Linked DNA regions of Mus musculus: region 1 is linked to region 2. Evidence: chromatin contacts called from ENCODE POLR2A ChIA-PET data. All regions are on one chromosome and are shown on one strand. The core of a region is the stretch at or near the end of the contact, and the rest is flanking DNA. Distances in the headings are between cores, read along the strand shown. Region 1 has its middle 51 kb from the start of Zfp648. Region 2 holds the start of Glul (glutamate-ammonia ligase (glutamine synthetase)).

Region 1 (2,985 bases), core at 128-2,627, 250 kb before region 2:
TGTGCATTATAAAGTGATGCAGGAAAAAAAGGAGCTCAAGACAGTCCAGTTATGCAGCGAGGTTCAAGCTACAGCACAGGTCTTATGGCCTCTGATCAGAGTTAAACCCAACTCCAAGGTCCAAGTCCCAACATATGAGCCCAGACTCTGGGGTACCACCAGTTATGATCGCAAAAAGGAGAGTAATGAAAACCCGTGTCATCTAGGTTTGAATGCCTATGTCCTGCATAAACACCATCAACACTGGTGGGACTGGGAGCTGGTTTCAGATGCAATGGCAATACTTCTGGAAATGCTGAAAATAAAGGCTAAAAGGATGGCTTAGCATTTAAAATTCTTGCCATGCAAGCATGAAGATTGAAGTTTGGATTCCCAGAACCGGCACAAAGTCTGGATGAGGGTGGCCACCCCCCTGTTGTAATCCCAGTGATCAGAAATTGGAGACAGGGGTTCTCTGGAGCAAGGTGACTAGCCAGAGTAGTTACATGTGTGAGTTCTGGGTTCAACTGCAAGACTTTGTCTCGATATATAGAGTGGAGAGAAAGAGAAAGGTACCGGCTATCAACCTAGGGAAGCCACACTATGCAAAAACAAGTACATACTTGCATACATGAATACGTATGCTTAAAGAACGTGGGCACAGCTAATATTTCAGCTTGAATTTTCCTGTGTGCCTACTGCAGACATCTGCATTACAATAGAGAGAGAGAGAGAGAGAGAGAGAGAGAGAGAGAGACCTAAGAAACTGAAGTGCTGAGAAACCAACAAATTTAACCGAGTCATGGACATGCTGGAAGTAAAGTTCTTCGGCATCAAATTTGGTGCCTTTGGCTGTGGGGCATATCTAGGATCCCTAAATAAGTTTTTGGTTATCAGAGCAGATCGGTCAGTCCCTCTCCAGGCAGGAGGTCATCTGGGGGCTCCAGGAGTTCAGCTCTAGTGTCTAAACAGCCAAAGTGAATTATTCACTTAGGAGGCTGAAAAACAACCCCTGGGTTGTGAAACGAAGCTTTCCAGAGTTAAATGTCTTAGTCACTTGGAATCTGACCAAAGTCAACTCTTGGCCCTGACCCACCCATATGTCTGTGCTGGAAGGGAGCAGAGACAGGGAAACCCCAAAACAAATATGAAAATGGCTTGTCAGCGCAGGATGGGCAAAGTTCTCAAGGGGCAGGTGTGCTCCAGGTGAGGCAGGGTTTCTGGCAGCTTAGCTGATAAGCAGGTCACAGAAGGGCTGTCAGCAGCATTGTTTGGTTCCAGGCCTGAACGGGTCTGTGGCTTACATAACAGCTTGGCAGGCAGATGCAGCCAGGCAGAAGCGCACGGTTTTCCAGCAGCCCGTAATCATCTTTGATTCTCTGTCTGCTCAGCAGCTTCCATGTGCTGGGGGAGGCAGCTGTGCAGAGTGGGCAGGGCAGGATTCCAGCACACTGCAGTCTTCTGTCTCCTCTAGCAGAACAAACAGCCAGGGAATCATCAACCGCCACCCAGCAGGGCTGGGGCGGTCTGAGGGAGGAGCTGTTGTCAAGCCTGGTCCAGGCCTGTGGGCAGAGATTAGCCTACAGGTGAACACCAGAGCTGTCAGAAGTGTGTGTGTGTATTGGGGGAGGGGTGCCCTGACACCTGACACTCTTTGCCACCTTGTCTTGTCTGTGGGAACAGAGACATTCCCTCTTTTAAATACAGAGATCTCAGAATTCAATGTCATGTCCATCACAAAAGGCAATTGGGGAAGGGGCTCTATGTCTTACTAAATAATACTGCCTGCCTTCTCCTCTATACAGGTACCAGTCTGATCCTGCTGAGTCCTAGGCATGTGGTGGTGAGAAGGAGAACTTCAGACAGTGGTGCATCACTTGGCTGAAAACACAAATCTGCATCTCTCTCTCTCTCTTTCTCTCTTTCTCTCTTTCTCTCTTTCTCTCTCTCTCTCTCTCTCTCTCTCTCTCTCTCTCTCTCTCTCTCTCTCTCTCTCTTTCTCTCTCTCTCTCTCTCTCTCCCTCCCTCTGCCTTAATCCTAACTTGTTCTAGCTGACTAGCAGCAGCTGGTGTTCCTGTTAAAATGACTCCTACTCTCTACTGGCTGTAGATCTCACTCCCCCTGTGGTCTTCCACCTCAAATCTCCTCGGGCACTCACTCTGCTTGTCTGGTTCTTGAAGAACCAGGGATTGGGATGAAGTCCCTGCTCCATCTGAGTGGTACCCTTCTGGGAGTGATCCACCTACCCTGGTGAGTTAGTAGAAGCTAGGTAGTAACTATGAAAGAAATATGAAAGAGATACAGTTTCTATCAGCAGAAACAGGAAGGTCTTTGGATGGGGGCTCCATCCATTTATTCGTTCAACAGTTTCCCTCAGAGGTCTCGCCTTAGAGGTCAAACTAATGCTGGCGATTTTATCAGGAATGCAGCACTGGTCATAGGGCTTTCAGTCCTGGTACCGAGCGCTTCTGTTCTACATGTATTTAGATTAATGAATAATTGTGCACGCGAACTGTTGATCTTGGCAGTGCTGTGCAATTACCAAACACGCCCACACCCTCATCTATCTACTGACTGGACACACTTTGTTTTGCAAGTGATTTATGTGACCTTGCGTGGTGTTGTGCTCAGATGTTCCTGAATGTTCTGACTCCTTCTGACCCCTAGCCTGCACCTCATGCCGCAACCCCTTGACGACGCCATGCCACACAGATGATCTCTCTGTATTTACTTCATTCCTTGGGCCTCTGTGTCCTTGTTGGTTCTGCCAAGCCCTTGACCTTGTCCCTTTCTTTACTTCGATGCAGTCCCAGTCTCCTCGCCCGCCCCGCCAGCTCCTAGTGCCTTCCCAGAAGTCTCCTGGGTCCTGGGAGGGGCTGGGCCCTCACTCTTCTGTTCTCACTTTCCCTGTGAACCTTCTATTTGTCTGTCCTCACCTCGATGCTCATGTCCCTGGAGGCAGGGACTGGACTTTCATTTCTGTGTCCTTGGGGCAAAGCACATAA
Region 2 (3,178 bases), core at 536-3,035:
CTACAAAAAACCAGCCTCAAAACACAAGAGGAAATGCCCCCCTCCCTCCCTAATCTCCCCGGATAGCTGGAGAGGGAACATATTGTTCTCCTCCAATGACTTGGGCAACTTTCTGAAGTACAGTGGCAAAGTTTCTATGGGCAACCGTCCATGTTTGCCCAAGTGAAAACAACTGCCTCTCCCTCCAAAAGCCTCACCCTTCCCCCGGGGAACAGATGAGCCTCTGCTGTCAAGTCCGATGCAGAACCAAAGCCTCTGCCTACACCACTTAGAGGCCCGGATTGTAATTCTAGATGGCTTCAATTTACACCACTCATCAGCTTTCCTCCTCTGCCGTGCCCCCCGCCCCCCACACACACACATCCAGCATTAATGAACTGTTAGGGGAACCTGAGTTCCTCCTCTGGCCCTGGTTCCCTGAGACCAGCTGGGTGCCAGCAGCCTAGTGTACATAGATAGCACCAACTGGTGTCCCTGTAGTGCAAAGTGGAATGGGTTCTTAAAATTCTGAGTAGTTTCTGCGGGTTGCCAGATGCACCCGGGGTCCTTCGCCCTGACTTTTACTCACCCCAGCCAATGAGAATCAAATGCACTGGGGTTGTACTCTCTAGACCTCCTCTTTTTAGAGCAGTGTTCATGCCTCTCCTCGTTCTCGATTTCTCGCTGGTCTAAGCAACGGAGCTTTTTGGGCGAGGGCGATGGAGTGGGGGACCCAGACCGTTCGGAGGGGGAGGTGCTGGAATAAGACGGGTGCGATTTAATCTTAACCCTCGACTTCTCCCCGGAGTTCACAGAGTAGGCAACGAAGCCTAAAGTATTAGAAGGGGACTCTGAGGACCGAGAATCTCCATCTTCTACGTCTTCAATGGTTGGTTTCTTTGAGTATTTGCGGCTGGGGGAGGATCCCCGCTTCCCGCCCCCGGAGGAGTTGGGGCAATCCACTTTGAAAGCAGCCTTCCCACTAAAATGTCCGGAAAGTCGGTGCCGCGACCCTCGGGCCCGCGTAGATCTCAAGGCCTCTCCCAGGGGGCCATACCCCGGCGAGGGTAGAGGCCGGGTGGCGAGAGTGGGGCGACCGCGGGAGGCACAGCGCGCCGCTGCTGCCTCCGCTTGGCGCGGCCTCTCCACTGCGGAGCCCGCCGGCCACTCCGGGGCTCCGGCTCTCCATTGTTCGGTCATATGGTAAAGGCCTAGGACACGGCGTTGGGAGCTGGGGAGTGGTGCCATCAACGCTTAGGACCACCATCCTCAACCAGACCACCCACAGCGTGACGACGCCCCCCAAATGCGCCGCCAGGAAGAGAGGATCAAGGCGCCTGCGCCCACCTAAGGCAAGAACCCTCTCCCGCTGGGACCACCGGAAAGCCCCCATCTCAGCGTGAACCCCAGCCAACGGCGCCTGCCTCCCGGGGCGGCGCCTCCGGCCGCAAGTATAGAACAGATCAAAACAACCCGCAACCCCGCCCTTCCCGGAGCTTGGCTCACAGCGCGTCCTAGGAACACCAAGCAGAGCCGGCCCGGGCCGCACGCTGCAAACACGCGGGAGGCACGAGCGCTGCATCCCGCTCCGTACAGCAGCTGACTGGAGCTGGGAAGTAGAGTGCGACCCCACAGCCCGGGCGGCCGTACATTCCTGGACCCTCCGTGCGCTTACCAGAGCGGTGGCCGGCCGGATGATGGATGGGTGAACAGGTCAGGAGAGCGAGGCGGAGAGGAGATGGGTGAGCGTGCTGTTCAGACACTCTGCTCTACTCCCATTCTCCGCTCTGCAGGGTCGCTGGCTGCTCGGTACTTTTTATTGACAGCTTGTGCCCGCCCCCAGTCGCCTTGATTGGCTGACCTAGGCCAGGAAACCCGCGCCCATCAGCTGCTGCGCGCCGGGGCCCTGAGGCCATTGGCCGAGGAACTGTGCGGGAGCCTCAGGGTGGGGCGAGCGAGACCCAGAAGAAAGAAAGAGAAAGGGGAGTGGGGGAGGGGAGGCAGCGGCGGCTGGAGGAGGGCCAGGGCCGAAGGTGCAGGATGCATTTGCAGCTTGCGTTCTTAAGCGACCTCTGGACCCTCGGACCCAGGCTGAGGCTTCCTCAGAGTCATTTGGCCTCGGCTCTTTGCTTCCTTAACGGTACAGAGGTTTTCGAGGAGATCTGTCACTGAAAATCCAGAACCCCAGAAGAGAATTTTACCCTTTGTTTGTTGAGCGAGCCTGGGGACGGGTTGGGCTGGGGAGAGGCAGGGAGCCCTGATCAGGCGCGGGGAGAGAGAGAGAGAAACACGATTCCCAGAACCTGGAGGACCCTATCTTCCTGGTTTCCTGAGTGGATTTGGGGGAAGTGGTCAGACTGTGATTTCACGGTTTAAACACAAGTGTGATGTTTCTATAAAGAGGATTCTGGACGTCCATAGTCTATTTGATGTTGCCTTGTGTGTGTGTGTTCCCGTCTCTCAGCCTTTCCTTGGATCTGCAAAATAAAGCAGATGGAAGGACTTTCAGAGCAGTTGACCGGGAAAGCAGGGTGGCAACATGCCTTTAATCCTAGCACTCAGGAGGGAAAGCGGGGGTGGCACACGCCTTTAATCCTAGCACTCAGGAGGCAGAGGCGGGTGGGTCTCCTGAGTTCGAGGCCAGTCTTCTCTACAGAGGGAATTCCAGGACAACCAGGGTTTCACAGAGAAAACAAACAAAAAAGCAAGAGGGGTGGGGGGAACCCCTGGCTTTGCTTCCCAAGTTGTTTTTAACTGTGTGTGTGTGTTGGGGGAGAGGGAATGAGAGTTTTCTCTTTCCTTTCTTAACCCTGCAGTGATGGCTGAGATAGTGTGTGAATACTGTAGTGAGACAAGCTGAAAATGTGCACAGAATTTACCTGTAAAAAAATAGACGTGGCCCATATATTGTTATTAATGCTATGCTCTGAGCAGTCTCTTTCTAGTACATGAAATCCACCTCATGGCTGGGCTTTATCTTTCAGGACTTCTGGCATTCGAGATGAAGTTTTCTCTCTAGATGCCAGAAACCCACGCTCTCAGTGCCTTTGGAAGAGGAAGGGATGAAGTTTGTGCTTCTGCTTCTGTGTATGCACCACAAATATGAAAAAGAAAGGTTGCCTGTGACCCCACACACATAGCTCGGCCTGTTAGGTCAACCTCTGTCAATTTCCCCTGAGTGTGTCTGACACAGTGGCTC

The links. ChIA-PET counts read pairs that join two places held with the same protein, here RNA polymerase II (POLR2A).
Region 1: POLR2A ChIA-PET joins it to region 2 with 42 read pairs in Patski. The contact joins the enhancer-like site here to the promoter of Glul in region 2. POLR2A ChIA-PET finds 5 or more read pairs at or near these places in 2 of 5 experiments (Patski and embryonic stem cell).

The regions. Positions count from the first base shown.
Region 1 is chr1:154,148,754-154,151,738 of GRCm38, reverse strand. No RefSeq gene overlaps it. Among named protein-coding and RNA genes, the nearest start is that of Zfp648, 51 kb to the left of the region's middle. Within about 2 kb of position 1,377, at least 2 of the 3 ENCODE cell types and tissues checked have a DNase peak (open chromatin) inside an H3K27ac peak, as active enhancers do.
Region 2 is chr1:153,898,536-153,901,713 of GRCm38, reverse strand. Glul (glutamate-ammonia ligase (glutamine synthetase)) reads right to left here and starts at 1,785. Exons shown (of 7, transcript NM_008131.4): 1 at 1,655-1,785. Gm38440 (a long non-coding RNA gene) reads left to right here and starts at 1,938. Exons shown (of 2, transcript XR_387481.3): 1 at 1,938-2,119; 2 at 2,964-3,178. It overlaps Mir8114 (microRNA 8114), which reads right to left and starts at 1,788; the gene lies at 1,678-1,788.